Regions from separate parts of the Homo sapiens genome. Here region 1 is linked to region 2. Evidence: read pairs that join two places in POLR2A ChIA-PET (ENCODE). Cell type or tissue: GM12878. All regions are shown on one strand. Links, peaks and the distances in the headings refer to the core of each region. The heading gives the core; the rest is flanking DNA.

The links. ChIA-PET counts read pairs that join two places held together with the same protein. Peaks named below come from ENCODE experiments on the same cell type or tissue, not always from the same donor. Only the 100,000 strongest peaks of a DNase experiment are listed, where the experiment ranks them.
Region 1: POLR2A ChIA-PET joins it to region 2 with 6 read pairs; 6 of 35 experiments call an interaction of 5 or more read pairs at or near these places.

The regions. Positions count from the first base shown.
Region 1 is chr3:45,859,006-45,863,399 of GRCh38, reverse strand. It overlaps a transcript of LZTFL1 not described here. Among named protein-coding and RNA genes, the nearest start is that of LZTFL1, 19 kb to the right of the region's middle. In GM12878, for the core only: no CTCF peak of the experiment used is centred there; a DNase peak (open chromatin) is centred at 2,069; H3K4me3 peaks cover 453 bases; H3K27ac peaks cover 1,463 bases.
Region 2 is chr3:45,799,189-45,803,582 of GRCh38, reverse strand. The region is part of intron 2 of LOC107986082 (a long non-coding RNA gene); the gene reads right to left. Among named protein-coding and RNA genes, the nearest start is that of SLC6A20, 4.8 kb to the right of the region's middle. In GM12878, for the core only: no CTCF peak of the experiment used is centred there; no DNase peak of the experiment used is centred there.

The DNA of each region.
Region 1 (4,394 bases), core at 312-4,311, 60 kb before region 2:
ACTCCCCTGAGGTCCTCAAGCACAGGTTGATAGTCCTTGCCTGGATCTACATTCTCATTAGGAATTGCAAGATTATGACTTTCATCCCTCTCATTAGGAATTGCAAGATTATGACTTTCATCCCTCTACATTTAGCTGGCATTCTTCAAGCTTTATGTTGTCAACTGGAGCTATTTGTTTACCTTGAAATATAGTTCCTACCTGAAGGACATTAGACGCACTTTTCTTTCAGTTACACAATGTCAAAATAAGACATTGGTATTAGCTGCCTCGAATGAGTTTCTTCTGGCAGTATTCTTTTTGAGTATCATTATGGACTCATGAATATACATTCAATGCATGTGTTTTTATTGAATTATTCTTGGGTCTCATAATACTATTCTCACCAGAAGCCGAAGCAGTCAGAACTGAGTTTGATTTAAAACAAAGTTTCAAAACAAGAGTAGCTCCAAAGATAACATTCTGGAAAGAACTACTTTCCTAGAGAACAAAGGCGAGATCATCTAATAAATTACTGTCATTATTACTTATATCTGTGCTCCCTCCACATCTTCAAGATATGGGAGAATTCCAGAAGAGTGCCTGAGGGAAGGCTGCAAGCCATGAGAGTTCTCAGTACTGGTTGTCAGCAATGTTTCAACTGCGGCTGGCATAAACTCAGATCCAATGTCAAAAGCTAGTAGATCGGCCCATACTTTAAGATGCTTCTAAGCCTCCAAAGCCATTACTTTCTTTTTTCTTACTTACAGCAAGTAAGATTTCTTTCCCACAAAACAGATTGTAGAACCAGGAGGGTCAGAGCCCATGTCAGACGGTCCCTCAGTAAGTCACTGTTTCCCCGCGAGGGTTGGTGGAAGAAGTGCTGAAGAGAACAGTGTTGTTGTTGTTGTGAAAATCACTCCTGAGGAGGATAATGTGGGGAATCCCATCTCCTCCATGCCCTGCATGGTCCTGCAGGTTGCACTTTGATTTTGTCCTGTGTCATTATTGGTCACTTCCCTGGGAAGCAGATCTGTTTGAAGGGAAGCCACCACATCCCAGATCCTCACCTCGTGCATGGCCAAGGTTTGTTCCCCTCCAGTGGAGGCTGAAGGGTTTTTCCAGCCTGGTCCGCCTGTTCCTGGCTGGTACAGATGGAGGATCCAGAGGCTACAATTAATTTGTAAGTTTCTTCAAAGGAAGAGCAAAATACATAAAACCAGTTCACACAGCTTTAAGACTCACTTTACCTCCCAAGAACAGAGACCATGTCTGTTTTCATCATTGTGACACCAGAGTCTAAGATGGTGCCTCACATATATATCAGGTGCTCAATACACATTTGATAAACGAGCTTGATTACCAAAAGTCCATAGCTGGTCGTATATGATTTTTATTTTCTCAGGAAAAATGAGCTCCATAAGAATGACAAAGATAATGACCACCAGGTGGGGAATAAAATACTTTGACAAAAACTCGGTACCTTAGGCAAGCCACATGGCTTTTTTGGATCTTGGTTTTCCAAGGGACAGGTTTGTAATAAATGATATAAACGGCCCTCACAGCTTTTGGCTTCCATAAATAGATTTCATTTTTAGGCAAGGGGTAAGTAAATTCTTCTACTTAGTTACACTAAGAGACGTAAGTTATGAAGCCTAAGAAAGTGGTAGAATTCATATCAGTTATGTGCTTTACTGCTAGTTTATGGTCTCAGCTATGCTCCTACTTATCTGTGACTTTGTCCCTTGTATCTGCAAATAAGCAGGCACAAGAATGCAAACACACACACACATGCACAGAGAGGCACAAACACACATACACACATGCACACATATCTTTGCAAATATAATGCTATAATGCATCATCGCAAGGTCTACTTACTCATAGGACTTCTTTTAAACATTCCCCCACCCCTCCTCAGCACACATTAAAGCTGTAGAAAATGGTTTTTATTGTAGGCTAGCAGCCAGTTAGAAAAACCTTTCAGGAATAAGGCAGGTATATTTGGCTGGCTTCTGACTGAGAAAATACAAACATTCAGCAAACCAAACAGCACTTCTGAGCTTCCCGGGCTTTTGCATTTTAATCACTGTTCTCGATTTTACTCACAATCTCTTCTCTTTCAACATTAAAAATAAATCCTTTCTTGAACTTTTGCCCTCTGAAGTTTTGATCTGGAAGGGAGTTTTTGGGGTTTTTTTTTTTTTTTCGTTTTGCTTCTTCACAGTCTTTCAAAATAATTATAATACGCACAGGCAGTCTCTGTACTGATACTAGGCAGGCTTGGAATAAATGCCACTCCTGGGCCCTCTCTAGTGTCCATCGCCTCTCCTAAGCACATCTGCACAAGGCCAGTGTACTTCGACCCTGTGCTGAATAGAGGTATTTCATTTTCCCTTATCTTCTCTCTAAAAATAATCCTAACTAAAAGACCCAGAAGAAATATGCCCAAATGAGGGTCAAGCACAAACATGTTGGCAATGGACTAGATCAGAAGTCAGTGGGAAGATTTCAGCAGAAAATCTCTCCTAGCAGCAGGAAAAATATGTGATTTTTAAAATTAAGATGGGAAAAGATGAAAATGGTCAACGATTTCGTACTTATTAAACTCCTTGGGTTGGGTTTCCTTGCTGAGGCAACCCTTTAAGAGACTAGGTGAGAATGCAACCTCTTCCTACACTCCAAAGCTCCACCCGGAGCCTGTCCTGTCTTCATCATTCGTTTTTCAAGATGACACTGCATGTTCCATGTGCTCTGTCACATGGTGGCCTCATACTGAAGCATATGAGCCTGGCCTAATTATTTTGACAAAATCTAAATTAATGAGATTAATTTCAGGCAAAGAAAAAGTTTGCCTTCCAAAGGGAACCTCACAATCTTATTAAGAGAAAAGCAGATTTTCCACATTTGCTGGTGTTACTACTTTCACCACCTACCAAAAAACAAAAAAAAAAAAGCATTTATAAGATAAATGTCCATCCACCATCTGAATTACCTTAGGATTCCAAAGTCCTTTCCTTTTCACTGCTGTTCTTCCCAACTAACACACACACATATACACACACACATTCTTGCACATGCCTATATGCATATACATCCCTATATAGACTCATGGGCACACACTCTTCTCATGGCATAATTTCTCGAAAAAAAAAATTCTTGCAAGTATACATTTTATTTATTTTACTTACTTATTTATTTATTTATTTGAGACAGTGTCTGGCTCTGTCGCCCAGGATGGAGTGCAGTGGCGCAATCTCGGCTCACTGCAACCTCCACCTTCTGGGCTCAAACCATCCTCCCACCTCAGCCTCCCAAGAAGTATACATTTTAAAATCTACATTAAATTTTTCTTTTTCTCTCCCTTAAAGTTACAGTGGCTGGTCATCATACTGTGATCATTAGACACTATTAGAGTTGCATTCTATGATTAGTATATACTTAATGCCATTCTATTTCAAATTTCCCAAATTCTTATTTTTCAAAAATGAAGTGAATTTTATTTCAGTTCTGTACATTATTAAGAATGCTATATACGGGCAGATCACTTGAGGTCAGTAGTTCAGGACCAGCCTGGCCAACATGGTGAAACCCTGTCTCTACTAAAAATATAAAAATTAGCCGGGTGTGGTGGTGGGAGCCTGTAATCCCAGCTACTTGGGAGGCTGAGGCATGAGAATCGCTTTAACCTGGGAGGCAGAGGTTGCAGTGAGCCAAGATCATGCCACTGCATGCCAGCCTGGGCAACAGAGTGAGACTCTGCCAAAAAAAAAAAAAAAAAGCCATGTAATGTTCTCTGTGAAAGATCCACTTTCATTCATTCGTTAATTTTTGTCATTTAAAAATGAGAAAACTACTTCATTGGTGTTTTTTGTTGGTGAAAATACCAGCATAGGCCACATTCAGTGGCTCACATCTGTAATCACAGCACTTTGGGAGGCCAAGGTGGGAGGATCAATTGAGCCCAGAAGTTTGAAACCACCGTGGGCAAAAAAGCGAGACGCTGTCTCTACAACAACAACAACAAAATAGTCAGGCACCATGGCTAGTGCCTATAGTCCCAGCTACTTGGGAGGGTGCGGCAGGAGGATCACTTGAGGCCAGGAGTTAGAGGCTGCAGGGAGCTATTATCTCACCACTGCACTCAAGCCTGGGAGAGTCAGATGTCCTTCTGGTAGATATGAATGGAGTAGAATATTTAGACCAGACTTTTAAGTTCATTATTACATGAAAATTATCTCTGCATAGCAAATTTTTAAAAACAGGAAGAGATTAGTTCCCATTTCTGCCTTACATGTTGTGTATCATCAACGAGCACCATCCAGGAGAATAGAAATCCTGCCTTTTGTTTTAGATTCTACTGTCAGTCATTTTTACTTTTACCTGTGAAATAATTTTTACAAGGAGCAACACCT
Region 2 (4,394 bases), core at 322-4,321:
GCCCAGGAGACTGAAAGGCAGCAGGAGAGGTAGGGACTGGGGTCCAAAAGATGGTATTAGAGTTTCCCATCTTGCAGCTGAAGTAGCTTGTAGGGATGGAGCCACTTTCAGCACAGCTGGCCTCCTGCCAGGAGATGATGCCCTGGTCAGCATCTTGAGAGGCAGAGGAGAGGAGAGAAGGAAGGTCCCATCTTTCCTTCTCTGAGAACAAAGGGACAGTGTGAGGGACATTACTTTATCCCAAGCAGCTGCCCACAGTCCAGGCCCAGAATGCAAGAGACTGTGGCAAGCATTATCACCAAATTCTTCTCCCAGCTTCCACAAGTCAGGACTGTCCAATGGAACTTTCTGCAGTGATGGAAATGTTCTATGTAAGTGCTGTCCCGACAGTAGCCACTAACCACATGTGGCTATTGTGCTCTTGAAATGTGACTGAGGAACTGAATTTTTAATTGTACTTCATTTTAATTGAAGTTAAGTAAAGATATGTGGCTAGTGGCTACCATATCGGACAGCAAACTCCAGGGCTTCTCTAAAACAAATGTATGGGCTCAGCAGTGGGTTTCTGATAGTTTTGGACCTTAACTTTTTGTCAAATAAAATTCCACACAGAAACACAATACAGGATATCAAGATATGGTGGTGGGGCTACTCTGGTTGGATTCCCACCAACCTGTCCAAGCCCTGGGCACAGTCCTACAGGCACATTCATGAAATTCTAGGGCTCTGTGGCACAGTTCGTGGGCAAGGTCTGTGGTGCCCAATATGGGACATCTGCCGCTGGGAGTACGTAAGGTGTTTTGAGGCAGCACCAGACATAGACATTTAAACTTTTTAAATTTTCTTCAATTTATCTTAAATGAATTTTAAAAACACTAGCTTTACGTGTATGGTAGTGATGTAAAATTTTGTTTTTAAATGTATTGAAGTGAAAAGTGAATTAATTTAAAGAAAAATGATAAATAAATAACAGTCCACATGGTTCACAAACATGATAAATATGGCTATTGGCAAAAATGGCAAACATGGTTGGAGAACGGGAGTATCGATGGGTCTGATTTGGAATGAGGGCCTTGGACCAACAGCACCACCATTCCTTGGGGGCTTGTGGGAAATGCAGAATCGCAGGTGCCGTCCCGGACCTACTGAGCCAGCATCTGCATTGGACCAAGACCCCCAGGGGATTCGCTGATGTTTGAGGAGCATTGCTCCAAGGAGCTTGGCAGCTCTGAGACACCGGGGCTCTGAGGTCAGAAGCTCCACTTGCAGCCAAGAGAGTCCCAGGGTTCAGGGAAAAGTTGGGGCATTCCCACCTCCTTGGCACCACATACACATACATACACGCACACATGTGTGCACGTGCACACACAGGTTCTCCTTCACCACCTGAGCTAGGCAAGTCCCCACAGCAGCCCCAGCATTTCCTTTGCAGAATCTCCTCCTGCTGGCTTCTACACTCCTATTTGTACTGTGTGAGTCTTTGTGCTCCCTGAGGGATAGCGAGCAAGTGCTTTGGGCAGCAGGGAGAACAGTCATGTCAAGAACTTGAATGTGCTGAAGAAATGTTCTAAAATGCAGACATCTGACTGTTGCCGAAGCTGTGAACAACAGAAATGAACTTGTACTTAAATGCTTCGAATCTGCAGCAGGTTTTTCCTTTACCAGCTGACTTTTATTGAGATTCAACCATGTACCTGGCACTAGGGAGAAAAGGATGAGTAAGGCATGATGCGAGCCATAGTCCAGAGGGGACACATACGATGCACTCTTCATGACAGCACAGCACTGGCAGGCATTACAAGTCAGCTATGGGCCAGGCGTGGTGGCTCGCACCTGTAATCCCAGCACTTTGGGAGGCCAAGGCGGGTGGATCACGAGGTCAGGAGTTTGAGACCAGCCTGGCCAACACAATGAAACCCTGTGTTTACTAAAAATACAAAAATTAGCCAGGTGTGGTGGCACGCACCTGTAATCCCAGCTACTCAGGAGGCTGAGGCAGGAGAATTGCTTGAAACCAGAAGGCAGAGGTTGCAGTGAGCCATTGCACTCCAGGTTGGGCAACAAGAGCAAAACTCCGTCTCAAAAAGAAAAGTCAGGTATGTACCCAGGGCCCGGGGGCAGGGAAGAGCAAGCAATATATTCCAGCTGCAGATGGGGTTCTGGGGCTTCTTAAAAAGGGTAAAAGGCCAAGCATAGTGGCTCATGCCTGTAATCCCAGCACTTTAAGAGGCTGAGGCTGGAGCATTGCTTGAGCCCAGGAGTTCAAGACCAGCATGGACAACATAGTGAGACCTCATCTCTAAAAAAATTAATGTGTTAAAATTTAAATTTTAAAAAGAGGTAATAAATCATCTGGGTCAAGAGAAAGGACAGGATTTTTCTGGGTTGAGAAAGCAGAGGTGCTCTTGGCTGAGAGACATCCCAGAAGTATAAAAATGCACATTCCGGAAAGTGAAAAGTTTAGCTTCTCCTGGAGCCTAGGTGTGCAAGAGTTAAATTCCTCAGGGCCCAATTTTAAAAATCCTCAAAACTTTACAGACCAGGCTAAGGAGTTTGGACTTTATCTTGTGGTGACTGGGAGCCACTGAGGGTGGTTAAGTAACAATGGCATCACTAGGATGAGCAAATTATTGAAAGTGGCATGAACTTCATGGTCGGCAGGGTAATCAGGAACCCTGGCACGGGCCCAGGAGCCCACACCCATACAACTGAGTCAGGGCCCTCCCCAGTGTCTCCACCCCTTCCGGAAATCAGATAACTAAGGCATGCTAGCCTTCTATCCTGCAGGTAAGTCTGTCCTGAGTGACATGGGGCACAGTGAGACCGGTCCACAGGCAGTGTCTTGCATACTAGCAGTGGAGGCCCCAAGGAGCACTCAGAGTGGGGCTCAGCTAAGCTGAAAACCCCATTGCCATGGGGCACCAGACACCACTGAGCTGAACTCACTCCCCTTGTCCCTGCCATGCAGAAGTGATTTCCCTAGCCCCAATCCCCCTGCTGAATGCCAAAGCCAGCTGCCACACACTCTTGAGAGCCAACTGGTAAATTTTCTAGAATTCTGTGGGCTGGTTGTTAAACATGGCCACTAAGAATTAAACTACATAAGCTAGCAATTGAATAAGTTATTTAAAACAGAGGTAATAAATACACAAAACTTGGCACTTCCTAATTATTGACTGTACTATTATCTATGCCTGTTGGATCTGGATAGTGGAGACTCAGTACAATGGTGTGCTACTGCATGTCTCCACGTTTAGTGACATCACTTTGGTAGCTTAGAATCAGTCATAGTAAGGCCAGGTGAGGTGGCTCATGCCTGTAATCCCAGCACTTTGGGAGGCCAAGGCGGGTGGATCACGTGAGGTCAGGAGTTCAAGACCAGGCTGGCCAACATGGTGAAACCCCATCTCTACCAAAAATACAAAAATTAGCCGGGCGTGGTGGTGGGCACCTGTAATCTCAGCTACTCAGGAGGCCGAGGCAGGAGAATTGCTTGAACACGGGAGGCGGAGGTTGCAGTGAGCCAAGATTGTGACACTGCACTCCAGCCTGGGCATTGCAGCAAAACACTGTCAAAAAAAAAAAAAAAAAAAAAAAAAGTCATAGTAAAAGTGTTTACACCACAGAAATTGGCAAATGTGACAAATCAGAGCTTTTTCTGCAGAGAGCCAGTGGTTACATACCTGCCAGCCTACCACTCCTCTCCACCCTCTGTCTTGCTGGCTCTCTGCGGAAGCCCCCCAACCCTTCCAGGCCTGTCCTCTCCACTCTATGAGTCCCAGCAGCACAACTGGCCTTGTCAGATGAGAGCTGTCACATAGGCTTCAGAAAGTCATGGGGACCCTACCAGGAGCCCTGATTATCTGCCCCATTGCATTTACTTACTGCTCTTTGGGGTTATCTGGGTGATTCTTCGTGCTGCCCAAAGCTACCACACAGGGTCTCACATACTGGATGGGCTCCCAGGGAGTATAGCAGTATGAATGGAAGGAGGTGCTGGCCTGATCTCAGAGGTAGGGAATTAAAGAGAGGCCTTGCCTCCATCAAACCAACAAGGTCCCAGCAGCCTCATGGTCCAGGTGAGGCATCTCTCCAAAGTGCCCAGTTCCTGAAGGTCACTGCATAGCCAGGTACCCTCTAGGAATAACTCATATATGAGAACAAGAACATGCAAGCAGATAGCTGGAGGCAGCAACAAGCCTTCTGCCTAAACAATGCAAAACCACTTTAAAAAGGCAGCCCCGTCGAATTGGAGCCCAGGGAACCAGCACAAGAAAATGCTGGCACTCCGTCTGCTGCCATTGCTGTGAGGAGTCCTTTGTAGGGGGAGGGCGGGTAGCCCTATCTATGGATGGCTGAGACTCATTTTGCCTGAGTCTTATATATTCTCAGGA